Regions from separate parts of the Homo sapiens genome. Here all the other regions are linked to region 1. The links are chromatin loops, found by intact Hi-C in ENCODE. Cell type or tissue: PC-3. All regions are shown on one strand.

The links. A loop is a pair of places that touch in the nucleus more often than their neighbours do. Peaks named below come from ENCODE experiments on the same cell type or tissue, not always from the same donor. Only the 100,000 strongest peaks of a DNase experiment are listed, where the experiment ranks them.
Region 2: a loop joins it to region 1, with 5 times the contacts of the local background. A loop is called at or near these places in 9 of 110 quality-filtered maps.
Region 3: it touches region 1 in a loop (5-fold over the local background); 2 of 110 quality-filtered maps call a loop at or near these places.
Region 4: a loop joins it to region 1, with 3 times the contacts of the local background. A loop is called at or near these places in 5 of 110 quality-filtered maps.
Region 5: it touches region 1 in a loop (5-fold over the local background); 2 of 110 quality-filtered maps call a loop at or near these places.
Region 6: it touches region 1 in a loop (13-fold over the local background); 3 of 110 quality-filtered maps call a loop at or near these places.
Region 7: a loop joins it to region 1, with 10 times the contacts of the local background. A loop is called at or near these places in 2 of 110 quality-filtered maps.

What each region holds. Positions count from the first base shown.
Region 1 is chr7:155,950,104-155,954,103 of GRCh38, forward strand. LOC124901788 (a long non-coding RNA gene) reads left to right here and starts at 1,182. Exons shown (of 2, transcript XR_007060613.1): 1 at 1,182-2,305. RefSeq lists enhancers at 1,107-2,306, 2,692-3,192. In PC-3, no CTCF peak of the experiment used is centred here; DNase peaks (open chromatin) are centred at 1,518 and 1,698; H3K4me3 peaks cover 1,531 bases; H3K27ac peaks cover 2,867 bases.
Region 2 is chr7:155,812,980-155,816,979 of GRCh38, forward strand. No RefSeq gene overlaps it. Among named protein-coding and RNA genes, the nearest start is that of SHH, 2.5 kb to the left of the region's middle. RefSeq lists enhancers at 1,784-2,427, 2,726-3,227. In PC-3, a CTCF peak has its summit at 2,475; a DNase peak (open chromatin) is centred at 2,472; H3K27me3 peaks cover 607 bases.
Region 3 is chr7:155,842,210-155,846,209 of GRCh38, forward strand. No RefSeq gene overlaps it. Among named protein-coding and RNA genes, the nearest start is that of SHH, 32 kb to the left of the region's middle. RefSeq lists a silencer at 3,569-3,716. In PC-3, a CTCF peak has its summit at 2,051; a DNase peak (open chromatin) is centred at 2,172; H3K27ac peaks cover 374 bases.
Region 4 is chr7:155,874,517-155,878,516 of GRCh38, forward strand. No RefSeq gene overlaps it. Among named protein-coding and RNA genes, the nearest start is that of SHH, 64 kb to the left of the region's middle. In PC-3, no CTCF peak of the experiment used is centred here; no DNase peak of the experiment used is centred here; H3K27ac peaks cover 336 bases.
Region 5 is chr7:155,894,870-155,898,869 of GRCh38, forward strand. No RefSeq gene overlaps it. Among named protein-coding and RNA genes, the nearest start is that of SHH, 84 kb to the left of the region's middle. In PC-3, no CTCF peak of the experiment used is centred here; a DNase peak (open chromatin) is centred at 1,832; H3K4me3 peaks cover 309 bases; H3K27ac peaks cover 466 bases.
Region 6 is chr7:156,155,482-156,159,481 of GRCh38, forward strand. It overlaps LOC105375602 (a long non-coding RNA gene), which reads left to right. Exons shown (of 3, transcript XR_928249.4): 3 at 2,620-2,686. Among named protein-coding and RNA genes, the nearest start is that of SHH, 350 kb to the left of the region's middle. In PC-3, CTCF peaks have their summits at 1,553 (motif pointing left) and 1,754; a DNase peak (open chromatin) is centred at 1,520.
Region 7 is chr7:156,053,216-156,057,215 of GRCh38, forward strand. No RefSeq gene overlaps it. Among named protein-coding and RNA genes, the nearest start is that of SHH, 240 kb to the left of the region's middle. RefSeq lists a silencer at 1-1,815. In PC-3, a CTCF peak has its summit at 2,449; a DNase peak (open chromatin) is centred at 2,396.

The DNA.
Region 1 (4,000 bases):
CTATTGATGTTTTCCCCTTCAATTCCAAGAAGAAGTGTAACTTTTGATATAAAATAACTCAGATGCCATCATTTCAGATTTTCGGTGTTGCTATTTCGGAGTTATGTGAAGCTGACCTTCAGTGAATACACAGGGTCACGGTATTCGATGAGTGGGACCCACTTGTGTGCCATTTGAACGTAATGTGGTGGGTTCCAAAACAGGAGCAACAAAAAGCTTCTCGAAGTAAAGTGGAAGATCTGGGAGGGTGAACATTTAATTTCTATTTGGTTTGGTAGCCAAACAGTTAGAAAGACATTTTTATTCATCTGGGCCCACAGTTCTGCAGGATTCTTTCTCTCGAGATCCCCCCTGCTCCAAATACTACTAATGCATACAACCTGGATTTATAGCTGCATTACAGCCCCTTTCTTCAGTCTATTCTCAAAGAAATGCCAGAGAAGAGGGTGGGGGAATAGAGACAAGGAACTGCCTCCAAATGTCAAGGGAAGACCTGTGTTTTTCTTGGACGGAAAAGCCGCATGATTTAAGTTTCAAGGACATCTTTGCTTTACCCCCTCTCTCCACTTTGTGTGTGTGTGTGTGTACATATTTCACTTAAAAGCAAGCTCTTAAAGAGTCGGGCTTCCAAGACCCTGTCTTCAAATATTCATTCACATTTTATTTGTTTGGAATTTTGTGGCAGTTTGGCCTCAGGAGGTTCAGAACGAGTTCTAACTCTTCTGGTTATAAGTAAGCAGCAGTTTGTCCTGGATGACAATCATGGACAGGATTGTTAAGGTCCTTGTGGGGAAGGAGCTGGGCTAATTTCTCTACATGAATACTCACTAAGTACTCAGAAGAAAACCCTCTAAAGTAGGATTCGTGAGTGCCCCATTTTGCTGACCTCAGGCAGAACAGGGGCACCAGGGTTGGAACAGGGGGGTCTGATGGCAGAGGCCCCGTGCATCACGCTCACGTGACTGCCCTTGCCATCAAAGAGCATAGTCCACGGCCAGCAGAGTGAGCGTGGCCTAGGAAAGTTCTACCTACAAACAGTGGGAGGAAAAGTGTGCTGGTCAACCAGGATTCGGTAGAGGATGTTGGCTGGTGAACCCGTCTGCCCCGACTTCAGGAGCAGAAATGATGTGGAGGACAGATTCTTTGAGGATACCTGAGGATCTGGCCAGGCCCTAGGGGAACACTGAAAACATGATTTTATTGTTCCGCAGGGGTCAGAGCTAGAAGTGTTTTGTTTTCAGATGAATCTGGAACCTAAGCCCATTCTGTAAGGAATTGCCACTTAGTCCTACACATTGAATGCAGAAAATTCTGATGGTTTAATGCCTCTCATTTGGGATATCCGAAAACAATTAGGGCTTATCTGGATTACTGCAGCGAAACAAAAACACTCCGTGATGGCCAAGTGTGGAGCTGGGAGGAACAAGAGGAAGGAGCCGGTGATGGCTTTGTGACTCTTTCCCCAAATAACATGCCCATGAATCAGAGGCTCTGGGAGAAGGCTGCTGGTGACTCAAGGCCGGGTAACCAGCGAGCCCTGACCGTCCCTCCGTGCAGGACTCGACTCGACAAGGAATCCAGGGAATTGCTCCGACAACATCAGGCCCGGACTCTTATTTGTTTTCATGTTTGAGGGTGGATCTAAGCCCTGCAACATCATCAAAACATTGTTTTAATGCAGGTGCCGGTGCCACACGTTAGAGGGCTTGTGCCTGCCAGCAGTGGAAAAGTACCGCCTTGAGTCACCGCGGTGCTGAAGGTCACTGGGCCTCCTTACGCAAGCCCTGGACCCGGCGCCCATGAACTCGCTACCCTGGGCTGCGATTGTTCTTTCTTTGGTTTCCCTGTGAGCCCCAGTGACAAACCACCGGAACCCAGAGTGACTCACAGACAGTGGAGTGTCAGAGCCAAAAGGGGCCGTGTGAGCTTCCAACTCGACCCACAGCTCTGCCAGGAGAGGCAGCTGTGTCCAGAGGGGCAGGGAGACCTGCCTAGTGACCTGGCTGGTTGGTGACACAGCCAGGCCTAAGAATGGAGTCTTCTGGTGACAGTTTAGTGTGTTTGATCATGAGGAGAGCACTCAGACCCCACATCCTCGCGGTTGTCTGTTCGTCTGGGACTCCGGGCCCCTGCCCACCTCCTCTGCTTCTCTCAGTGACACCAGGTGGTTTCTTTGCCTGGGATCCCCACACCTCCATTCTCTTGAGTGCTTGGAGCTATGACCTGTGAGGATCCTTAGAACTCAAGACTACTGGATGGAGAGGGGAGTGAAGGGGGCCAGCGGAAGCCTGCAGGTGCCTGGCAGGTGGGTTTCCCCTTCACTGCCTCAAGCGATGAGGTGGGGCTTCTGCGTCTTCAAGGATAAGAATCCCTGTGGATGTCCTCTTGGGTCTGATGGCTTTAGGCTGCAAAGCCCTGAATTCCTCTTCTGAAATAGGCAAAGATGTGGGTGTGCTCACGTTGCCTTTTCTGAGCCAGCCCCCAAGCCCACAAGCTGAGCCTTCAGCTCTGCTAACGGTGCCTGCCCTGGGCCAGGTGTGGGGGCTTAGTGAGTAAGGAGCCCAGGAGGGGAGAAACACAGTGGGGAGGGAGTCCTGGACCACGTCCGCGACAGACCAGGAAGGGCTCAGCCAGTAAACTCACCTGGTTTTGGTGTTGGAAAGAACACCTGGCTCTTGTATTAAATATAACGTGGGTGCAGGGGAAGCCCAGCGGTGGGGAGACAGCGGGGAGGCAGCTGGTGTGGCCTGGTAGGAAGCAAGGATGTGGCTGGGGCTGGAGCACCATGTTGCAGAGAAGTGGATTTGCTGCAGATGTGGCCTGGCGCGAGTGGGACAGGGCTTGGATGTGAGGGCACGTGAGAGAAAGTGGTGAGAGGACATCCTGTCCCGGCATGAGCGGCTTGGGATGAGCAGGCATCTCCTGGTGCAGAAGGCAGGGGAGGGAGAGCCATGTCAGATGTGGGTGCATAGAATGGGTGGGCTCCATCTCGGGTAGATGAAGTTGGATGAGTCTAAGGGGTAATTGGTTGGAGATATTCAATAGGAAGGTACCTGGGAATACACAGTGGGGCCCGGGGGAAAGATTTGGGTTGAAAATAAGTTTAGACTGGGCGCGGTGGCTCACGCCTGTAATCCCAGCACTTTGGGAGGCCGAGATGGGTGGATCACCCGAGGGTCAGGAGTTTGAAACCAGCCTGGCCAACATGGTGAAACCCCTTCTCTACCAAAAATACAAAGATTAGCCGGGGGTGGTGGTGGACACCTGTAATCCCAGCTACACTGGAGGCTGAGGCAGGAGAATCGCTTGAACTTGGGAGCTGGAGGCTGCGGGGGCCGAGATCACGCCACTGCACTCCAGCCTGGGTGACAAGAGCAAAACTGTCTAAAAAAAAACAGAAGAAGAAAGAAAGAAAAGAAAGGGACATAAGTTTAGGAGAAGGCAATGGGTGGAGACTGAAGCCATGGTAGTGGGTGGTAGGGAGATGTCAGGGAGAGAGGAGAAAAGGGAGCCCTGCCAGGGGTGGGGGATGCAGTGCTCGCCAGCGTGACAGAGAAGCCACCAATGAGCTGGAAGGAGCTCCCAGGGAGGCTGAGAGGAACCCCCGAGAGCCCGGGGAGGATGGCTCCAAGGAAGAGCCTGCTGTGCATGAGTGGGGCCCGAGCAGGTCCTGTCCTGTCTGCAGGGGCAATGAGCAGAGCACGTTGGATGGTTGGGGGGACACACAAGAGGCCCTCCTGTGCCACTGCAGCGTCACCGCCCACTCTGCCCAGGTCTGCCCAGCTGCCCGGCTGCCTCGGTTCCTGTCTGCCTGCATTTTTCCTCTGGCTTTTCCGAGGTCTTTAGCAGGCGGCTGTTCTCAGCAGTGGGAGCTGCGTTGCTGATGGCTGCACGAGCAGCTCTGTTGGGGCAGTGGGGGAGGCCATTGGGCTCCACCTGCACAAGGGTTGCCCCTGTGGCTGAGATGGGTAGGGGCTGAGCCTAGGTGGGGCCAAGGGCA
Region 2 (4,000 bases), 140 kb before region 1:
AGTGACCATAACTTAAAGCACTGGTATTTGAAATGCTTTAAGTGCCTTAGAAAAATGTAAAAATACTGCTCTTTTATTGTGCTTCAATTAATACATTTTTTTTTTTGTAGAGCTCTGCAAATGGGATGGAGGCGTGCTCAAGGGCAGTTACAGAGTGAACTGCGGGCGTCAGGGTGGATGGGCAAAGCAGGTCTGGGGGCTGCACCCCAGCACAGGGGAGAGAGTGGGGGCCAGTGTGTGCGCTGGGTGTGTGGAGGCCATTGCAGGGTGTTGGGGGGGGGGCAGGCGAGTGGGCGAAGCTGTGCTCACACAACCCCCACGATCGATCAGAGCAAAGTGCAGAGCCAGGGGTGAGCTGAATGTGGAATTCAGGCTCCTTGCAAAGCTGGCCTTGTGTGGGGGCTCAGCAGGCCAGCAGTCTTCAGGCACAGGAGCCACCAGTCCTAGGGGCTGCAGCCCAAGGGGTCAGGGGCCCTGGGGGAACAGTGTTCTGGTTAACGAGGGGCTTCCTAGAAAGAGGGCACAGTGCCCAGGAGGTGGCAATCTTTGAGTCTATAATCACCTCACTTTTTGCAGAAAAAGGAAAAAAACTCAAAAGTCCTAAGTAAACCAGGAAAATAAAATTTGAAGCTCCCTCTCAACCCTGCTTTTCTTTTTTTTTTTAAAAAAAAAAAAACAGATCATGCCCTTCCCCTTCTCAATCGCCATCCCACTCATGTGCAATGATTCCTCTAGCATAGGATTAGAGAGTGAGGGTTATTTACGTGGAGGGGAAATCCTGACCCTGAGGAGTCATCAGATGCTGCAAATGTGGCCCTGTGAAGTTAAACACTCTCCCTTGACCCCGGGCCCTTGGAGTGGAGGGGGAGAGGACCCCTGTGAAGCTCAGCCCTCAAACGATGGAAGTTTCCAGAAGTTCCCTTTGCAGATCAACTTTTTGTGTGTGTGGTGGGGGAGAGAAGGAGAGGAGCATCTTAGGACACATCTGTCTTGGGCATGAGAGGCTGAGCGTTAACAAGACTCGGTGGCCTGGGTGCCTTTGGGGAGGTTGACCCGGGCTCCCCTTCCCGCCTCTCTTTCTTGTTCCTTTCCATGGTTTGTGACGAATCGTGATCCCTGGAGGAGAGCACCGTGGGGGAGCAGCGTCCACTTGACCAGGCCCCGGCAGCCTCCACTGAGCGGAGCTGGAGCTCAGCTGAGCCCAGGGATTCTCCAGGCGGTGTGTCTGCGCTGCCTGTCCCGTTCCCAGTAAAAACAGACACAAAACAGGACCCGTGTTCTCTCCAGAGGAGGCCGGCCTGTTTGATGTGTCTACCTGCACAGCATGTGGATGTCACATCACTGGGTGGTGCCTGGGCTGGACCAGCGACCTGGCCCAGTGGGACATTTGCAAACTTTTGACTGCCCTGCCTTCCACCCTTGGCATCTCCTCTTGCCCCAGTCCCTCCTCCTCCCCCTGTCTTTCCCCGCTACTTACTCCCTTCCAAATGCAGGCAGAAGGCCCCCCACACGGGTTGCCACCCTGGGGCCTGAGAGATTGGGTGTGCAGCCCTGCCGGGAGGTGGCATGTGCACACAGCTCACCTCTGCAAGGGGCAGGGTGGGTGGGGTGTGCTTTTGGAAGCAAAAGCCTGAGCTGCACAGAGTTCCTTGTGGGCACAGCTGGACGTGGGGTGCCCCCAGGTGCGGTCAGCTCCCTCTTAGCAGAGCGCAGGGAGAAGACGTGGCTTGGCATTGAGCTTGGGTGACTCAGGGCATTTCCTGAAACCTCCCTGCCCTAAGGGATGGCGTGAGGCCCCCTCCCTCCCCTCCATCTCCAGACAGCCCTAGACACCCTGGAGAGCACCTCAGGGGCCGCCCCCCTTGTAGACTGGCCGATCCTCCAGAGTGAAATAATGATGGGCCAGAAAGCCTGCCCCCACGCCTAAGTTCAGAGGGCCTGCCCCCTGCATGGGTTGAGGGGAGCTCGGCGCAGAAAGCAATCCCAGTTATAGACCAGGCTGCTGACTGAGCCCCCCAGAGAAGCTGCTGCTCTGCCCTCCCGCCCTTCACTCCCTGTCCTTCCATCCCACCTGCTCCCCACGGCCCAGCACTGCCTTCCCCTCCAGAGGCCAGGTGGCTCTATCTCTTTGCCTTCCCCCCCCCCCCCAGACCATTTGGCCCCCTCCCCGCACCAGCAGAGGCTCCAAACACCAGCCTCCCTGACAAGGCCAGACATCCGGACATGCTGGGGCTCCGTTATTCATCTACCTGGGCTCTGCCTCTCTTCCTTGGGGTCACGCGCATCCCTCCCTCGCTCCTTCCTCCAGCTTTCCCTCCCCCACCCTCCCCCACCTCCACCCCTTGCCCAGCATCCCTGCTGAGGACAGAAGCTGCCTCCTCTTCTGCCCCAGCCCCCAGGCTCCCTCCTGGGCACTGCCCCTGCCCCTCCTTCCGGCCCCTGCCGCTAGATGGCCTCCTCACTCTGCCTTCGGCTCGGGCTTGGCCGGTTTGGGAAATCCCCGCAGTCCCAGGTCGGGAGGCCCGGAAGCCAGGCAGCCTCCTTCGTTCATCCTCCCCTGGTCCCGTCAGCAGTTTCTGCGCCCCCCTCATCCCCTCTTTCCTTTCCCAGATTTGTACCCGCTGGGCTCTGCAGTTATGGAGCCCGCCTGCCTGGCATCTCCAGGTGCTGCCTCTGTTTCTAGTCTCTGGGGTTGGCCTCTAATCTTTCATGTCCTTCTCCCCTTTGATTTTTCTTCCTTATAGTAATTCCACGCAATCTCTTTCCATCCAGCCATCCAGTCTCCACTTCTTTCTGGATTTTCCCTGTTTTGGCCGGTGGAACTTCTGCACTCCAGTTCTCTTGTGATTGCATCCAGGGCCTTTTGAATTTGGGAGGGATTCTGCACCTTAGCCCCCTTTCCCTAACTCCATGGTCCTCCCCATCCCCGGGCCCTGGGGATGTGAGTCTCCAGCTTCCTGGAGGGCTCAGGCTCTGGATAGCCCAGGAAATCCAGCCACACTCTGCACAGCACCCTGATTGTGGCCTGGCTGCAGGTGGATTGAGGCAATGCTGTCCTCTCCGTGCCAAAGCCCAGGAGCTTTGGGGTGGCTGCAGGGCTCTCTGGACTCCTGCAGCCACATCCTCATGGCACCAGCGCTGAGGGCAGGCCCGCTGGGAGGCAGCTGCCAAGACACACAGGGCCTCGGGGGACCATGGCTGGCATGTGGAGCCAGCTACGCTGGGTGCCCACTGTGCAGCGTTTCTCAGTAGTGCTGTGCAGCGGGCACGGGGCCACCCCCAAGCTGCCACAGGCCCCATGACTGTGGGTGCAGCCTGGCTTCTTCCCGGCCTGGGCCACTCTGTGAAGCAGGGTGCAGGAGACACTTTGGTGACTGGGATTCCTGCCCTCATGCCTGTCCGCCTGCACACCAAGCCCCGTGGAGCCCCGTGGAGCCCCGTGGAGCCCCGTGGAGACCCGGCTCACATGCATGAAGGCTGCAGGCTCTGAGAGATGAGGACCCTGCAGTTTCTGGGGACGCTGGAAAGATCACACAGCCAGCTCTGTCGAAGTAGACATCCTAAGGCAGGCGATCAGCTCGGATGTGAACGTGCAGCCTGAACTATGTTGCTGTGTGCCTTTGAGCTGATTTTCTCTCTTTAGACCATTGCCTGCCTTTGTTGAGTCACTTCGTCTTCATTTTAAGTAATGGACACCTCTTCTTAGGTCTAAATAATGCCTCAGGTGTGTGCCTCTGTACAGTTTCAAAGTGCTCTAGCACCGTTGTCAGGGGAGCCTGAAGCTACATTTGGGAGTTGGAAAGGGAGGCACAGTGTGGGCAGGTGGCCTCGTGCCCAGGGAGGAAGGGACCCTGCGTCTGCATGCTGCTCCTTGCACCCCAGCTACCTAGAGATCCTTCCACAAGACCATCATTGCTTCCATCTTGGAGCCTAGTTAAGAGGCAGGTGCCCCAGACAGTTAATGCATTAAACCCTTGCGCACATGGGCCTCACCTGGGGG
Region 3 (4,000 bases), 110 kb before region 1:
AGTAGGGCCGGGAGCGGTGGCTCACCCCTATAATCCTAGCACTTTGGGAGGCTGAGGTGGGCAGATCACGAGGTCAGGAATTTGAGACCAGCCTGACCAACATTGTGAAATCCGTCTCTATTAAAAATATAAAAATTAGCCGGGTGTGGTGGCGTGTGCCTGTAATCCCAGCTACTCAGGAGGCTGAGGCTGGATAATTGCTTGAACCCGGGAGGCGGAGGTTGCAGTGAGCTGAGATCGCACCACTGCACTCCAGCCTGGGTGACAGAGTGAGACCCTGTCTCAAAAAGAAAAAAAAAAAGTCATTTCTTTGTTTTGGCCCACACAGAGCTTAGCTCCTCCTTCAGGAGTAAAGACTGCGTGCACCAAACGCTGATTTGTGTAACATCAACAACAAGCGCGAGGGCTTTCGGGGCCCAGGGCAGGAGGAGTGACGTCCTGCGGGGGCTAGGACAGGAACTTCATGGAAGGGTGGTCAGCACTGAGATGGGGGCAGGCCAGGGCAAAGGAGATGCCAGAAGCAGGGAGTGAAGAGGGAGTTCAGGGCCTCAGGTGAGGGCTCCTTTCCGTGCAGAACGGGCCAAAGAAACACATCCCAGACTCACTGACCAGGGAGGACCGAGGACACCAGGCCAGGACCCTCTGTCCCTCATGGAGCCATTGCCTACAAATGTATCCAGGAGACAACAGTGACACACATGAGATGTCCTTCAAGTGAAACTGTTCGAGATTCCCCAGAGGAAATCTTCACGGAGACCCCAAGAAGCGGCTGGGCCCAGCTTACCTTCATCCACGTCTCAGGTCTGGGAGCTGCAGACATAGCAGGTCAGGGCAGAGTAGGGGCTGACCTTGGTGTCCTCAGCGTTCAGGGGCGCGTCTGTGAGTTGTTTTGTTTTGTTTTGTTTTGGCATAGGCTCTGTTTTACACTTACGGACGGTAAGCCCATGAGACACCCCTGTTCTCAAGGGCGGGGACCAGGCCTGCCCCCTGGCAAGGTCCTCATGCTTAGAACTCAGCCGCTTAGCACAGGTTGAGTCTCCCTTATCCAAATGCTTGGGGCTGCAGTGATTTGGATTTCCGACTGTTTTGGATTTTGGCATATTTGCATAAGGGATATCTTGGGGATGGCACCCAAGTCGAAACCCAAAATTCATTTATGTTTCATATGCGCTGTCTATACGCAGCCTGAAGGTAACAGGTAACGTGTCTCCCCTCAGGGACGCTGCAGCAAGTGTGTGTTGTGCGCCTGAGTTTCGAGCTGTGCGTGGAATTTTCTGCTCGTGGCCTTGTGACGGTGCTCGGAAAATTTCCGATTCTTGAGTATCTCAGATTTCAGATTTTCAGGTTAGGGAAGTTTCACTTCTCAGCAACTGTCTGTGGACCCGAGGCCTGTGGTGTGGGGGCATGGAGAGGCTGGCACCTGCAGGGCCTGGTGTCCGCGGGGCCTGGTGTCTGCGGGGCCTGCTGGCCTAGGCCAGGGCTGTGGGGTTCCTGGGGGGGACATGAGTAGGATGAACTCAACTGATGTGCTCCATCAGCACCTGCTGGACATTTTCCCAAGAAAAGAGACCGGGAAGGGATGAGAGAAAGCATCCAGAATGGGGCAAGCGTCCCCTGGGGTCAGAGTGTGGACGAGCAGTGTCGGCCAACCCACACTGCACCCAGGCCAGCTGGCAAGGGGTCAGGTCCACAGAAGGACATGGGGGACGGGCTGCCCCTGCGTGTGGTCAGTGCTTATTCCTCAACTCAGAAAGCCTGGGGGACGTGAGCCCGGCACTCATGTGGTGGGCTTAGCCCTGCTGAGTGGTGCTGGCCACCTTATGGGGACTCTCAGGTGACTTCTGGGGTGCTGGGTGGGGAACTCCATGAAGAGTGGCTGGCCCTGACTTCTGGCAGGCCAGGCCCTGTGTAGCTGGGGTCCTGGGCAGGCCATCGCCCCCTCACCCCACAGGCCTTGCCCTCCTTACCCTGAGACCTGATCCCTGGCCGGCATGAGGACTGCACCCCCGCCGCCTGCCTGTGGATGAAAAATGTCTCTGATGTCCAGCTAGGGGCCTCCCTCGAGCTGGCGGCATCCTCAGGCCACTTCCTTAAGAGCTCTGGACGGCCCCAGGAGCCCAGCAATGATTAACCACAGCGTTCCTGGGTGTTCCCTCCGGGTCCCCCTCCCCCGCTCTTGAACTGGAGCCGGAAGGGCGTTGGGAGGCGGCATGGCTTGGAAGAACATGAGCGGGGCCCAATTCCAGTTTCTCCACTTTCTGACTCTGAGAATCTCTGGAGGAAGTTACTAAACCAAAGCTGCCCTAACATGGGTCTGTGTCGAAGACCCAGGGACCTGACAGTGGCAGAGACTCAGAACATGCACCAAGAGTTCGGGCAAACCTCCAGACGTGCTTCCATGGAAGATCCCGGGCAGCTGGGACTTCAGCGCCCCCGAGCTCCACGAGGGCATGGAACCTGCTTGGGCCTTTTCCTATCTCTCCGTAGGCACTGGGGATGTTTCCCCGCTGAGGTCGCCATTCTGCTCTTCCTAGCGGCCCGTCCTCCCCATGCCCCAGCCCGAGCACATCACTCCCCGTCCCCTCCTTGCCCCTCTCCGCCCATGGCCTGGGACAGCTCCTTGGGTAATGCAAGTCTCCTGAACCCTGGACAGAATGGTCAGGTTACCTTTGGGGCTCTCCGGGCAAGAACTCTCTCTCCCTGGAATTGGAGGCCTGTCTTCCTGGTGGGGCCCTGCCTGTCCCCAAGGCAGCATCTGGAGCCCATGTCTCAGAGGAAGCCCCTCCTGTGTAAGGCAGATGCACACCTGCACTTAAGCCAGGTGAGGGTCCTGGGTCCAGACACCTGCTTCCCTTCCTCACCTCCCGATTTCTATCTGTGGTCACAGAGAGAGAGAGGGGTCCAGGTTTTCCAGTTTTTGGGTTTTCCCCGCTAGAAACCTGGAAGTGAATGCAGGCTGTCCACAATTCACAGGTCTGGGAAGAGAAAGGCCATTCCACGTGGCTTTGCATGGGTTAGTTGTCTTCACCACATCCCTATTTGGTCGTTACTAGTAGATTTCTTCTGTGAGCGGGAATCTGGGGCTCAGGGGTCCTCCCACTTGCCCAGGTGCCTCACCGTGAGCTCCCGGGGGTAGACCCGGACTTCCTGCTCAGCAGGACCAGCTCTTTCACAGGAGGATGATGGCGCCCGACGGGTCCTGCAGCATCTCTTATCGGGTCTGGCAGCCCGGTCCCCTGGGGATGAAGGCTCCTGACTCTCACCTAGGGGCACAGCTCCCCGGCACCCCTGATTTTCCTGCTTTTCAGAACAGTCGCCCTCACATGCAGTGCGGGGCTCGTTGGACATTCTCTATTCTTTTCCCTGATAGCCTCTGTTTGTCCAGGGACTGCAGCCCTGTCCCTCAATACATAAAATGTCCAACAAAATTAATAACTTTCCTTCTATAACTACAACCAGATATGCTCTCACACCTGAACTTCAACATAATTTTACCTATACTCAATCTTTACCACCTGCATGTGAACCATAAACCAAAACACTGGATTCAAGTAGTCTCCTAAAACCCATCTAAAAGACCACTCCCGGACTCCCCGACTGGAGGCCTCAGGCTGTAGTTCTCAATAAGACTTCTAATAAAACTAACTTTAAATCTTTGGCCAGGTGCAGTGGCTCCTGCCTGTAATCTCAGCACTTTGGGAGGCCAAGGCGGGCGGTGAAACTCCATCTCTACTAAAAATATAAAAAATTAGCCGGGCATGGCAGCGTGCACCTATAGTCCCAGCTACTCGAGAGGCTGAGGCAGGAGGATGGCGTGAACCCAGAAGGCGGAGCTTGCAGTGAGCCGAGATTGCACCTCTGCACTCCAGCCTGGGCGACAGAGTGAGACTCTGTAAGAAACAAAACAAAACAAAACAAAACAAAAAAAACTAACTTTAAATCTTTAAAAGCTTATGTTTTTTTCTTTAATCAACAAAGGTAATATGTAGTTTTAGAAAAA
Region 4 (4,000 bases), 76 kb before region 1:
AAAGGAGGGAGAGAGAGAGAGAGAGAGCACAGGAGTGCACCCCTCTCTGGTGCTAGTCAGTGTCCTAGGACTGGCCTGGAGGCCCAGACCCTGAAAGGTTCATTGGCTGTGTGGTCCTGACTGTGTCATCCTCCTGAGCTGGGACCACAGGACTCTGGTGACTTGCCACTTTGGCTGTGCGTGTCCGTGTCTCTGTTCACATTCCCTCTGCCTTCCCATCTACCTCCAACTATTGAGATCCGGATCTGCTCATATGCTATGTCAGCCTTGACCAAAAGTTTTAGCCCCAATCCTAAACTTTTTGGAAATTAAGAATCATTCAACAAAATAAGTGGCATTAAAGCAAGAATCAAAATGGCACTTGCTGTTTAGTTAGTATCGATAGAATCCTGCTTATGAGCTATTACAGGAGTGGTCAAAACAGTATTCGTGAAAATATATGGAGTTAACATTTATTATTCATTCATTACCATATTATTCATTCATATTATTGCTGTATTATTCATTTATTACCATATAGGAAAAAACATAGATAGATATGCTAGGTATTCAAGAAGTGGAAAAAAAGACAAAAAATAAGCAGAAAGACAAAAGAAGAAAAGCAGAGAAAATAAAATGATATATGTGAAAATTATTATGTTAGAAAACAGAAGAATATTCATATGGGTTATAAATCTATCAATTGGTTATTTGGGGAAAAAAGACATCCAAAAGTCAAATAATAAAGAGAAAATACAAATGCATAAAATTAGAAATGGAAAAGGAGATATGAACATAATATGAAGTTTTAGAGAGTAAACATGAGAATAAACATGATTATAAAATCCTGCTTGTAAATTTTTAGGTTTTGATAAATTTGATTATTTTTTGGGAAAATAAAGATGGTCAAAACTGGGCTAATAAGATGTTTAAAACATGGATAGATTGATGACATTGGAATACATTTTAAATGTTGTCAAAGAATTATCTCAAAAACAAGAATGCGTACTTCCATGACACAGACAATTTTAGTGGCAAGTTTTTTTGTGCTGTATAAATATCCAACAGTGAAATGAAAAGCGTCCTGAATTCATTTTTCAAAGATAGCAAAATTCTTATGTAAATCCTGGCTGAAATAGTATAAAAAAATTATAAACCATCCTCATTTATACCTATCAATGCATTATATTGTAAATAAAATGCTACCTAATCAAATCATGCAGAATATTGAAAGAATATTACATCTTAATTTTAATAAAGATTTATGTCAGAAATGAGATACTGGCTTAATATAGGATACTGTTAATATAATTTGTCACATCAATAGGTTCAAGGACAGGAAAAAATATTCATCTTGATGATCTTCTAGGAGATGCTGATAAAATCTTTTTAGTGGATTAGGAATAAAATGATTACTTTTTAACTTGGTAAATATTCTGTCTTTTAAACTAAAACCTAACATCAGACATTAGGATAAAACAATCAAAAGAAGCCTATTAAACTGAAGAATAAGGCAGGAGAGCCCATTTCCCCATCTTAACCCTGATCTATAAGTTTTAAATGATGCAATAAGATAAGAAAAACATAAGCAGTAATAGATACATTGCCAAAAGGCAGATAAAAATTATTGTAATTTGTAGACCTTTTTCTTTTCTACCTAAAAAATTCAAGAGAATAAACTGAAAACACTAGTGCTACCATTGAAAGAGTTTGTACTAAATTGGCTAGTCATAGCACAAAAATATTAGCCAATTGATGTTCTATACGTTGGCAATAAAAGATTTGAAAACATAGGGGAGAAAAGACTGCAATTATTATAGTACATAAAATATCTTGGAATCAATTTTAGAAATGTGAAGAACTTGTATAACAAAACAGTGTTTTAAAATTTAATTAAATGAAAAGATTTGCCATACTCTCAGATTTGAAGTCTCAATATTATCAAGGTAATACTTTTCCTATAATTAATTTAAAACATAATGTAATTCCAACCAAAATCATTTCAGGGCAATTTTGGAACTTGACCAGGTGATTCTAAATTGGAGAAACAACAAATGAGTGAAAATAGATGAAAATTTTTGTAAAATAAAATTTGGTTGTTGTATTTGCTCTACCAAACCACAGGTAGTATAAATAAATATTAAATCGAACAGTGTGAGAAAGGTAGATCAACGTAACAAAAAATGGAAAAACAAAATATTTTATAAAAAATTGATTTCATGTTGATTAATTTATAATGTTAAAATGTTTTATACTACTTTAGTATATGATAGAACATACATTTCACATGGGCTATTGAGTGAAGGGTGCTGGACACTAGGTTACTATTTGGAAAAGAAGAGTTATAGTCTACTTCCCATCAGACACCACCATGTTTAAAAAACCATAAAAAAATTGGAGAGAAAAAACCAGAGCAATTTTTATCTGATCTTAGAATGGGAAAGACCTTTCAAAACATAACAAAGAAAACCTACAAATGCACACATTATTAGGTTTGACTGTATTAAAATTAAATGTTTGCACATTAAAAATAAGATTTCAAGTTAAAATGCAAACAGAATGTACTGGAAAAATATTCCAGTATGGCAGACCAAGAGTTAAAAACCTTAAATATAAAAGTGCTCTTAAGGATCAATAAAACAATGTTGAATATCCAGGGAGAAAAATTAGCAAACAGTGTCAACAGACAATTACCAAAAGTAAGACCAATGGCCAACAAAAATAAGTGAAATGTTGAACCCCACTAGTGATTAAATAATTCACAGTAAAATTAAAAAAAAAATTTTCAATGCTCAAATTGGCAGAGATAGAACAGTGAGATAACAGTCAGTCAGGTTTGACAAAGGTTGAGTAATACAAACATTCGCCTATACAGCTATGAGTAAATTGGTATAATTTTCTGGGAGTAATTTTATGACTTTTTATCAAGATTCTTAATGTTTAAACCATTTGACCCAGCAATAAACCTGTCCTAGGAATTTATCCTAAAGAAATAATAAAAAGCTACATAGTAGAATTTTTTTTAACTGCAATGCTCTATATAATACCAAAAGACGGAGACAACACAAACAGCTAAAATAGGAAACTGTCCAGTAAGGAAAGCCCTGTTCGTGGGTGGAATGCCACAGCCATAATTTTGAAGATGATCTAATGAGTTGGAAAATTTGCATAATGTGTTGATACGGGAAAGAAGGATGTTGCTCATAAGAAATTGTGCAAACCCCATGTTGTAAGATAAATCTTTTATATATATATCAAGTCCATAACGTAGTCATTATTTAGTTCTAGATGATGAGGTGAAGGGTGATTGAAAGTGACCTTTCTGGCTGGGCGAGGTGGCTCACGCCTGTAATCCTAGCACCTTGGGAGGCCAAGGCGGGTGTATCACAAGGTCAAGAGATTGAGACCATCCTGGCCAATAAGGCGAAACCCTGTCTCTACTAAAAATACAAAAATTAGCTGAGCGTGGTGGCGCATGCCTGTAAGTCCAGCTACTTGGGAGGCTGAGGCAGGATAATTGCTTGAACCCGGGAGGTGGAGCTTGCAGTGAGCCCAGATCGCGCCACTGCACTCCAGCCTGGGCGACAGAGCGAGACTCCATCTCAAAAAAAAAAAAAAAAAAAAAGTGACCTCTGTGTCTTCCAAACTTTGTCCAATGAGCTTGTATTACTTTTATAATCAGTGGGGAGAAAGGAGCATCATGAGACTCAACGAGGAACTCTGTGGACTGAAATGGAGACAGTAAATGGTCTAAGAGGACAGCTGGACACACGAGACCCGTTCGTTCTTTAGGCCTACATGACGCACACCCAGGCTGGAGAAGAACTGTTCAGATGTGTTCTCACCCTGCTGTGGGGAGCCCTTGGTGCGGGGACCAGCAGCGCCCCAGAAGACTGGAACCGGCTGAGCATCATTCCTCGCCTCTCACCAAGAGGTGCAGGGCAGGGGTGGAGCTCATGCCAGGAGGTGAGGGGCAGGGGTGGAGTCAGCCTCTCTGTGGAAGAGGGGCTCTGAGTGTGTG
Region 5 (4,000 bases), 55 kb before region 1:
GGAGGTCGTGCTCTGTCACTGAGACTAAAATGCAGTGGCACGATTGTAGCTCACTGCAGCCTTGAACTCCTGGGCTCAAGAGACCCTTCTGCTTCGGCATCCTAAAGTGCTGGGATTACAGGCATGAGCCACTGTGCCCAGCTACATCTCTCATTTTTAATCAAAATCTAGAAATGATTAAGCTTAGTGAGGCCGCCAGTTCAAAAGCCAAGCTAGTCCAAAAGCTGGACCTTTTCTGAATGATAAAAAAGTGACACGGACTTATTGCTGATATGAAAAAAAGTTTGAGTGATCTGGATAGAAGATCAAACCAGCCACAACATTCCCTGAAGCCACAGCCACAGAGAAGGCCCTAACCCTCTTCAATTCTATGAAGGCTGAGAAAGGTGAGGAAGCTGCAGAAGAAAAGCTTGAAGCTGGCAGAGGTTGCTTCGTGAGCCGTAGGGAAAGAAGCCGTCTCCATAACATGAAAGTGCCAGGTGAAGAAGCCAGTTCTCCAGAAGATCCAGCTGAGATCAGGGATGAAGATGTCTACACTTAACAACAGGTTTTCAGTGTAGATGAAACAGACTTCTGTTGGAAGAAGATGCCACTTAGGACTTTCAAAGCTGGAGAGGAGAAGTCAGTGCCTGGCTTCAAAGCCTCAAAGGACAGGCTGACTCTCTTGTGAGGGGTTAATGCAATTTAAGTGACTTTAAGTTGTATCCAATGCTATTTAGCATTCCAAAAATCCTAGGGACCTTAAAAATTATGCTAAATCTATTCTGCCTATGCCCTATAAATGGACCCACAAAGCCTGGATGACAGCACATCTGTTTACATCCTAGTTTACTGGATATTTTAAGTTCTTGATTGAGACCTAGTATTCAGAGAAAAAGATTCCTTCCAAAATATGACTGCTCATTGACAATGCACCTGGTCATCCAAGAGCTCTGACATTGATGTACAAGGAAGTTCATGTTTTCATGCCTGCTAACACCACATCCATTCTGCAGCCCATGGATCAAGGAGTAATTCTGACTTTCAAGTCTTATATTTTGGAAATACATTTCGTAAGGTTATAGCTGCCATAGACAGTGATTCCTCTGATGGGTCTAGGCAAACTCAACTGAAAACCCTCTAGAAAGTATTCACCATCCTAGGTGTCATGAAGAACATTTGAAATTTACTAGAGGAGGTAAAAATCTCAACATTCACAGGAGTTTGGACAATGTGGATTCCAACTCTCGTGGATGACTTTGAGGGTTCAGGACTTCAGCAGAAAAAGTTACTACAGATGTGGTGGAAATAGCAAGAGAAATAGAACTAGAGGTGGAGCCTGAAGATGGGACTGAGTTGCTACAATCTCAGAATAACACTTGAACGGATGAGGAGTGGCTTCTTAAGGATGGGCAAAGAAAGTAGTTTCTTGAGATCAGGTCTACTCCTGGCAAAGATGCTGTGAACACTGTTGAAACATCAGCAAGGATTTAGAATATTACAAAATCTTAGTTGATAAAGCAGTGGAAGGGTTTGAGAGGATTGACTCCAATTTTGAAAGAAGTTCTACTGTGGGTAAAATGCTATCAGACAGCATCATGTGTTGCAGAGAAATCTTTCATGGAAGGAAGAGTCCACTGATGTGGCAAACATCATTGTCTTATTTTAAGAAATTGCCACAGGCACCCCAACCTTCAGCAACCACCACCAGCAGTCAGCAGCCATCAACATTGAGGCAAGACCCTTGTCCAGCAAAAAGATGATGACTCACTGAAAGCTCAGATGCTTAAGGTATGAACACTGGTTTTTTTAGACACAATGCTGTTGACCACTTAATGGACTACAATACAGTTAAAACATAACTTTTTTATATGCACTGGGAAACCAGAAAGTTTGTATGACTCATTTTATTGTGATGTTTGCTTTATTGTGGTGCAGTAGAGCGGGCAGAAGTTTAAGTTATAAATATACAGGCAGACCTCAGAGATGATATTGCAGGTTTATCTCTGATAGTGCAGGTTCAGTTCAACCTGCAGTATCTCTGAGGTCTGCCTGTATGTTTACAACATAAACTTCTCTCGCTAAAGAGCGGATGCAAAGTGTTAGCTACTACGATGAAGAGAACAGTTTGCATTTGGCTCCATAATGGGCTTTTCTTCTTGGAGATTTGCCCGACTTTCTCTTGTGTGTTTCACATGGGATTGGGTGGCCCTCAAAGTCTCAGCTTTGAGCTCTTTGGCCCTTTAGAGATGAGGTTTGCTGACCTCACTCCAGGGAGGAAGGAACCTTCACCACAGCTGGTCAGGCAGGGGCAGGTGCTTCCAAGGTGGCTTTGTTCATTTAGTTAATATCCCCTGAACAGCTACTCTGTCCATGTCCTCTGTATTGTGGGTGTCAGTCTGTTAGTTTCCGCAACTCAGTGAATAAATTAACTTTGTCTATGAACAGAATGGCTGTCCCTATGCCAAGGCCGTGTGGATTAATAGGAGTCTCACTTCCAAGTGGTAGAAACCCAACTGAAATTAGTTTAAACACAAGAGGAAGTTTATTGGTTCAAGTAGGTGGGAAGTTTGGGGGCCGGTGTTTTTGGTATTGCTGAATCCAGAGGTGCAGACCCGAAGACTGTCCTTCTCCAGGCCTCCCAGAAGTATTCGGCTTCATTCTGAGCTGTGGCTTCACCACCTTTCAGCAAAGATGGCCATAGCAGCTGCAGACTTCCACGGTGCTCAAAGCTTACAATTCCAGGGGCTCAGGGAGGCTCTGCCTTCCACATTTGAAACCCTGCAGAGAAGGACTTGTGTTGCCCCAGACTGGGTCAACACCGATACATCCCTGAAGGAGGGGAAGCAAGGCCCTTGGGTGAGAGACTCCTTAGAGTCTCATGAGGCTGGGAAGAGGCCGTTCCTGAAGGAAAAGCTGTAAGGCGGATGAAACATAGTCACCTGCCCCACCATGGACTGGGACCCAGGTAGGGGGAGAGCTGAGGGCAGCAGAGCTCAGGACTGCCGGGCTGCTGGAGGCTGGAGAAGGCTGCTTCCCAGAGCCAGGCAGGCATGCTGAGCCTCAGAAAACACGCAGGGCAAAGTCAGTGCTGTGGGGCCAGGGATTTGTGGACACTGGACAGGGGGCCAGGGGACCAGCTGCAGGGAGCCTCAGGGATCCCGTGCTGCAACCAGGAGCCCTTGCTGTGCTTTCAGCTCCTCCTGGGGAAAATCACAGAGGGCGAAGCCTGATCTCCCAGGCAGAAACAGGTCAGCATTTGAAGTAGGAGACGAATTCGTGAACCTTCCTGGCGAGGGATTAGCGGGGAGAGATGAGGCCAGATATCGAGCGTTCAAAGTGGCTTTTAACCTTTGGGTTGTGATCTGTGGGTTAAAACATCCTGAGATTCAGATGACTCGTTTATGGGTCACCGTGCCCTGTTCTTCTCTTACCAACCCTTGACAGTTTCACACCGACGATTATTTCAGTATTTTGGTTCTTAAGAGAATTTCAATCTGGGCAACTAAATTTTTTCAAAATGCCAGAAAATTCTCGGTGTCAAATATGATACCTGCTTTCCTTCTGAAAAGTGTTAGTGAAGTTTTTACCTTCTGGTAGATTCAAGCATAGAAACTACCTCCTGTGTAGCACCAGTGACTATCATGATTCCAGGCACATAGTAGCCACTCAAGAAATGTTGAACTAAATCAAACTTTTGCTGGAATGGCCATCACATTTTTGTCCAGAATGGCAAGGTTTTTCTTATTTTTTATTTATTTTATTTATTTATTTTTTTGAGACAGCATCTCCCTCTGTTACCCATGCTGTAGTGCAGTGGTGTGATCTTGGCTTACGGCAACCTCCACCTCCCAGGTTCAAGTGATTCTCTCTCCTCAGCCTCCTAAGTAGCTGGGATTACAGATGCGTGCCACTACAGCCCTGCTAATTTTTGTATTTTTAGTAGAGACAGGGTTTCACCATGTTGGCCAGGTTGGTCTCAAACTCAGGTGATTGGCCTGCTTTGGCCTCCCAAAGTGCT
Region 6 (4,000 bases), 210 kb after region 1:
TGTGGACGTGGTGCGGGTGTAGACGTAGAACAAGTGGGGACGTCACAGGTGTGGACGTGGTGCGGGTGTAGACGTAGAACAAGTGGGGACGTCACAGGTGTGGACGTGGTGCGGGTGTAGACGTAGAACAAGTGGGGACGTCACAGGTGTGGACGTGGTGCGGGTGTAGACGTAGAAAAAAAAAAAAAAAAAAAAAAAAAAAAAAAAAAAAAAAAAGTGGTGCGGGTGTAGACATAGAACAAGTGGGGACGTCACAGGTGTGGACGTGGTGCGGGTGTAGACGTAGAACAAGTGGGGACGTCACAGGTGTGGACGTGGTGCGGGTGTAGACGTAGAACAAGTGGGGACGTCACAGGTGTGGACGTGGTGCGGGTGTAGACGTAGAACAAGTGGGGACGTCACAGGTGTGGACACAATGCGGGTGTAGACATAGAACAAGTGGGGACGTCACAGGTGTGGACGTGGTGCGGGTGTAGACGTAGAACAAGTGGGGATGTCACAGGTGTGGACACGGTGCAGGTGTAGGCGTAGGACAAGTGAGAACCTCACAGGTGTGGGTATAGACATAGTCCAGGTGTGGACACAGTGCAGATGTAGACATGGCGCAGGTGTAGACCCAGTACAGGTGTCAACACAATGCAAGTATAGACCGTACAGGGTGGCCACAGTGTGGTGTGAATGCAGTGCATTCTGGACACAGGGCAGGTGTAGACACAGTGTAGGTTTTGGCACCATGCAGGTTGAACATAGTACAGGTGTGGACACGGTCAGGTGCAGACACAATGCATGTGTGTAGTTGCAGGGCTGGATTACGTGGGACTGACCTGGGCGTGTTCCCAGGCCCCTGGCTGTGATATGTGTGTGCTGTGGAGACAGAGAGAGGTTGTTTCCACACTCCTTCCTTCTATGTCTCCATGGCCTTCACCTTCCAGGGGCAGCCATGCCGAAGCTGGTTAAATGGAGGTGTGGGGACGAGAAACATCTGAGTCTGCTGTTGCCTGTGGCCTGAGAATGGCTGAGAGATGAACAATGGTCCTGAGATCTGAGCTGGGCCGTGAGGAGGAGGGTGAATTGCTTGGATTAGGATGCAGATGAGTGCCGGGCAGAGAGCCAGACAGGAGCTAGACACAGAGAGGCCCGTAGATTGCCATTTGTGGATGTCTCTGATTGATTAAACAGAGGGGAAATCAACTGATTTCTTGAGAGCAGAAACTATAATGGATGCTTTAATTTGGGCTCACTGCAAAGCAATTTGCTCCCAAGCTCCAGGCTGGTTGTGGCCACCCTGGGGTGCACGGCTCGCCTCTGTCTCCTCTCTCCTCCCAGGTGGGCTCCTGGCTGGGGATCCAATGCTCTCTCGCTGCCCCCCACTGCCCAGCTCTGCTGCCAACTCACTCCTTCTTCCCAGGCCCCCTCCACCTGGAGTTGTCCTGATTCCACTCCCCTCCCCCGCCTATGCCTCAGGGATCTTGCCTCTGCCAGGGCTGGGCTGACGAATTCATTTGGTCACTTACTGGCAGATCACGGCCTAATGAGCTCCCCCTTCCGGCCCCACGGGATATTTTCATTTCCTCGGAGGATTTGCAGGGCCTTAGCCCAGAGGCTAAGGCATAACGTGGCCTGCAACCCACCTCCCACTCCAGAGATGAGCCCCTGGCCACATCTCGGTGCCACTGGTTCACTGGCCCATAGTGATACAGAGGTGGGCGCTAGGGAGGAGTGGGGACAATGCCAAGAGGAGCAGGGGAGTGCGTGTTCCCTTAGATAGGTGAGCAATGATTACGTGGCAATGAATGACCACCCTGGCACCTCCAGCCGCCCGGCGAGCACTGCTGGCATCCCGTGTGGGACCTGGATGCTACCAGCACGCAGAAGGGGAAAGCCAGGCAGGTGCGGCTGGGGCAGGAGAAGAGCACAGAAAGGAAGATGTTACCTGAGGAACCGGGCTCTGCTGCAAGCCGGGCAGGAGTGTGAGCAAAGACGGAAGGGGAGAGCGGGATGGAGGGAGACCACCGGGCACAGTCAAAGGCATCGCTGTGCAAGGAGGCAGCCTCTGGAGAGCCGGATGCCACAGGGTGTCCTGGGGGAGGTCTGGAGGCTGTGGTGGGGCCCTTGGGAAGAGCACCTGTGTACTCAGGTGAGCAAATGCCCGTGGGGACGGCTTGTGGGGCAACCTCCAAGTACAGCTACCCCTTCCTCTGTCTCAGGAGGAGACGGTGAGCAGCAAGTTCTCAGCTGGTTGACTTCCAGGACTCACTGTTCTCTGCATCACCTGAGAAATTCCTGAGCAAGCTGGCGACCCAGGGCTCTGGCATTTGGAATGAGGGACTGGTGGAGGCCAGGGCAGCAGAGTTTACTGAGATGACAGGCAAATGGCTTGTGCAAGGGTGGAGGTGCCGAGGGGGGGAGGTGAAGGTGGCCTGCCTCTTTGGAAGTGTATTATGGTTGGAGGGGCTCATTGTGTGTGACAGGAGATGGGAGATCTCGCAAAATGGCAGAAGAGCCTCATGAGGCACTCAACTCCTGCCCCACCCGGCAGAGACGAGGGAGCTGGGCTCTAGGTCAGGTCACCAAGCATGGGTTCTTGGGCAAAACCACTTTGTTTCTATCTGTCTGCAGTACCTGAGGACAAGATTAGAGGCAGAAACAGCGTGATCCAAGAGCATGTTCTCTTGAGGCATTTCCCGCTTCAGGAACCCTGAGTTATCCACGACAAGGGAAGATGGGATTTTCTATAGAAGAAAAATACATTTTTTTTTTTTGCAAAATCCACAGCAATAGTAGGTGTCACACGTGTCTACATATCTCTGCATTATTCTGGTGGCCACAGTGCTGACTGGGTGCAGCCACTGCTTCCCTCTCTAGATGTGCGTCTCCAACAAGAACACAATGCCACCTGGAGATGCCTGGCCTCGCAGGCAGAGTCCCCAGTGGGTATCCCTGATGACACAGGGGGACCCCTCCAGGGCCAGCCCATGTTGTCGTTGCTGGTCCATGGAGGTCTCTATATTCATGTCTGTGTTTCTGAGATTGTCAGGAGACAGGAGAGTGTGGGCAGAAATGCCAGGAGTGAGAGCCTAGTCCCGACCCAGACGCAGCCTCCATCCTGGCCTGCAGCCTTCTGTCTTCTCGCCTCGGGCCCCAGACAGTAGGAATTCGTTTGCACCTTTGTTTATCTGTTCACCTATTCTTTCAAACACACAATGTGTTCAGCGTTTCCTATGTGCAATGCCATCATTAATCATTAGATCATTAATTGTTTCTGCCCTGGGGAGGCTTTAATGGACTATACGTTGGGGTATTGGAGCCCTGGACTGGCAAGGACAGTGGCCTTGACGTGTTGGGGGGAATGTTCCTCACGATCATTTCTGTGTGTTAGTGTAGGGGGAGCAAATGTCAGGATGGGGCATAAAATACCTGTGTCATTGTCTAAGGCTGAGTGTCAGGTGAGGCGGAGCCAGGCCTCGGCCCGGCCTCCCTAGATCCCCTCATCTTTCCAGGCCCCCAGCGTGCAGGAGCACCCCTCTCCAAGCTGACTGTGTCCAGTTGCTTTTCCAATCACCGAGTCGGCTTCTATTTGATCACCAGATAAGAATGGGATTAGTACGATTTGGGCTGTTTGAATGATTTTGAACAACCCCAAACAACAACAACCCTGCATGTGGCTTTGAAATAAGCCTTGAATATCATCAGGTGACTGCTGATTACCTGTAGCAACCGCTTATTAACATTGGAAAAGCAAGCCCTCTAGATGCTATCAGCGAGCCTACCGAGGGGATCAGCTGGCTGCCTCACCCTGCCCTTGGCTGGGGTGCTCAGGAGAGATGGCGGGCCCCTGGGAGGACGGAACTCAGGCGCTGCCTGGTTCCGACAGGCAGGTTCTCCAGGAGGCTACAGCTCTTCTTCCCAGGTGTGTGGGCCAAGCGGCCACTCCTGCAGCATGGGGATGGATCATTTGGTTAGACTCTCTGGGGAAGCGGAGCAGGCTGCCTGTGCATGT
Region 7 (4,000 bases), 100 kb after region 1:
GACACTCATGGATAGGGGTGGACACTCATGGATGGGGTGGACAGTCATGGATTGGGTGGACACTCATGGATGGGGTGGACATCCATGAATAGGGGTGGACACTCATGGATAGAAGTGGACCCTCACGTATAGGAGTAGACACTCACAGATGGGGTGCACACTCACAGATGGGGTGCACACTCACAGATGGGGTGGACCCTCATGGATATAAGTGGACACTCATGGATAAGGTAGATGTCATGCGTAGGGGTTGACACTTATGGATGGTGCGGACACTCATGGATGGGGTAGACATCACGGATAGGGGTAGACATCATGGATGGGGTGGACACTCATGGATAGGGGTAGACATCATGGATAGGGGTAGACATCATGGATGGGGTAGACATCATGGATGGGGTGGACACTCATGGATGGAGTGGACACTCATGGATGGGGTGGACACTTATGGATGGGGTGGACACTCATGGATGGGGTGGACACTTATGGATGGGGTGGACACTCATGGATGGGGTAGACATTCATGGACAGGGGTAGAAATCATGTACAGGGATAGACACTCATGGAGTAGGGGTAGGAGTTGATAGAACTCTTGTTTACTTGTGTGCACATCTGCTGAGGGCTGTAAAATGAGTTCTTATGGCCTGATGTAGTCATAAGACTTGGATAAACACTCCCCCTTAACAGCAAAGCCTGTCACTTGTCACTTGTTGAGAAAATGTTTGTGAACACTGATATATAAAGATAGTTAAAGATGAACTATCCTTAACATATGTCTCAATAATTAGACAGCTCATAGAGATTTGGAGCCTAGCTTCCTGCATAGATGGTGTGTTTTCATCCATCCATCCATCCATCCATCCATCCATCCATCCATCCACTCACCCACTCACCCATTCATCCATCCATCCATCTGTCCACCCACTCATCCATCTACTCCACACCTTTTGTGAACATGCTGGTGGGAAGGCAATGGGTTGTTTACCTTCACTGTTTCAAAGGAAGAAAAGGAAAAATAATCCTTTCCTGCAAGTTCTGTGACCAAGACCCCAAAAGCACCATCTCCAACTCACACAGCAGTATTTTTGGTAGCAGGCATAAGTTATGTTCTCTTACTTTTTTTTTTTTCCTTCCTGAGATGGAGTCTCACTCCATCACCCAGGCTGGAGTGCAATGGTGGATCTCGGCTCACTGCAACCTCTGCCTCCCGGGTTCAAACGATTCTCCTGCCTCAGCCTCCTGAGTAGCTGGGACTACAGGTGTGTGCCACCATGCCCAGCTAATTTTTGTATTTTTAGTAGAAACGTGGTTTCACCACATTGGCCAGGCTGGTCTCAAACTCTTGACCTCGTGATCCACCCGCCTCGGCCTCCCAAAGTGCTGGAATTACAGGCGTGAGCCACCGTGCCTGGCCCATGTTCTCTTACTTTTAAGAACAAATCCTGATGTCCTTTTGTTCTCTATCTTAGCTCGGTTTTGGAGATGTGGCTTAAGGTATTCTATCTTCAAGGCTTCCTTCTGGATTACTCCAATTCATGATACATTTTTTTCTTTTCTCTTAATCCTTCAGTTAAGAGGAAATAGCAGAGACCCTTTTCTAATTTTTTTTATTTAAAATGGAGAAAGTCTTGGGATTATTTATTTATCAATGCCCTGATCTTAGGTCCAAAATAAGTTTAATATCTGACAACATAAGGTTTTTTGATTTTGAGCATTTTGTATCTATGTCTGCATGATGAAGTTTGAGCAGTGTGTGTTTTAACGGACATTGCGTGTTTCCCAGTTATATATTTGCTAGGCTAATGTGGGTACGCAACTTAGGAAAGATGAAAGAAATTTACTTAAAATCTGGCTCTTGACACATTATTCAGTGAAAATGTTCCCTTGAGCTGGAGTGTGGAGTAAGGGGCACCACTGGAAATGCCATCTCTATGCCGTCTTACAGGAAATAACTCAAGGATGGTGACCTGTGGCAGAGGTGAGGGCCCACCCCCACCTGTGTCAACATGGCCTTTCTGGCCAGTTGTAGTGGCTGTGCCCCAGCTCCTGCCTCCAGGATTAGTGGTCCCCCCTCTTTCCAGTCTAGAAGTCCACGCGCTCAACCTTCTTTCGGCAGCCCAAAGGTCAAAGCATCCAGGTCGTGCCCCAGGCCCCCTTCCCTCCTACCCTCACTTCACAGAGCCAGAGATACCCTTTGCACCCATGCCTCCTTCAGACATTGCTGCTGCTTCCCCAGTGAGTGGTCTGCTTGGACCACAGGGATGGCCAGAGGCAGCCGTGGAGCTGCTCCTCAGCTGCATTCACCTGTGTGGAGCCAGGCAGAACAGGGCTCCCTGCTTCCTACTTCTCCTTTCCTGACACAGCCATTAGTCATTGCATCCTGGACGTAGCAGAGAGAGAAGTTTGCCCTAAGACTAGAAGCAAGGATTCCCATGTGCTGGCCAAGGGTGAGTGGCGACTCTCAGTGGCAGCAGTTTCTAGCTCCTCTAAAAGCCGCTGTTTTCTGGAAACACTTGAGATGTTGATTCTAATGTCCATGCTGCTCGCAGCCTGGTCTCTGAATATCCCCTCCTCCTGCGGGAATGCCACACTGGCCCCTTTAGCTTTGTAGGAGCGCACTGCAAGACCTCTTCAGTTCTTCCTGCCTGTCAAAATTTTACTTTAAATGAATCCACAGAGGTGCTTGCCCCAACCCCACCGTAAAATCTGCCTTAATTAAGAGTCAGGGTAACCCGCATCCATTCGCCACACCAGCCCAGTCTCTGACATCAAGGTTATTATTTTTCCTCCTGCCTGAAAACTTCCTTGTCAATTATAAGAAAATATTAATTAAGTCAGGCATCTCCCCTCACGGGTGTCTCTAATTACTTACACAGAAGACATCCCTTAAAGTTGGGCAAATGGACATCCCTTCCGGAGTGCGCTGCAAACGTGTCTTACTAATGGCTTCCCGGGTCTGAGGCCCTTAGGGTCCCCAGATCGCTTGGTACAGTGCGGGTGAGTGGGGCTCAGTCTACTAACCTAACTTTATAGGAAACGTGGCAGAGTGTTACTGCCTATGGCTCACCTTGATTTTGGATTGAAGTCCCCATAAGAGCCAACGTTTCCTTAGAGCTCACTTCGTGCCAGGCTAAGCCATCACAGATAAAGAGGAGACTAATGTTACCACCATCTTACAGGTGGGAAAACTGAGGTACGCATGCTGAAGTGAGTGGGGCAGGGTCACCCAGTTTGTAGGCATCAGAGCCAGGAGCAGAGTCCACACACAGGATGGCATGCTCTTCACCATGTTGCTTTTAGAGACTCTGGGCTGGTAGAGAATTTAACTCTGGCCTTACTGGGTCCAAAGTCTTAGATGGGATGAAGAGGTGTGGGTGTGGGGTGAGGATGCCGGGGTGCAGGTGGCTGTTCCGTCTTGTCAGGCTCAGCAGCTCTGCCATCCTGGGTGGTGTCGGGGTAAAGGCGGCTGTTCCATCTTGTCAGGCTCAGCAGCTCTGCCTTCCTCGGTGGTGCCGGGGCTGGGGGCTCCCTGGGCTTCCCCTGTGCTGAGACTCACACTTACCCGACCTCCTCATCCACCAGGACTTGCTACCTGCCCTCCTCCCCTGGGCTCCGGGACAGCCAAGTGGATCAGTCACTGCAGAGCTGGGGGACCTCTCTAATACAGGGTTCCACTTCCCCAGATTTGGGAAATGGTGAGGAGACTGGGAAAGTGAGGTAATCAAAAATGGAAAATAAGTTAGTATTTCAAAATACTATGCAAAGCATAAATAGAAAAACCCTTGAACCTGCCAGATGAACAGTTTGTGGGTTGATTCTTCAGCATTGGTGCCTTCTTTTCCCTGCAGTGACTCCCCAGTTTTGCCTTGAGAAGGCCTAGGGGGCACCAACCACTTTCCCACCCCCAAGGGAGAACTGCGGATCCCGACGGCGGAGGCTCCATTCACCTGCCCCCGGCCATAGTGATTGGCTCAGGAAGACAGGGCTACAGCAAGGGGCC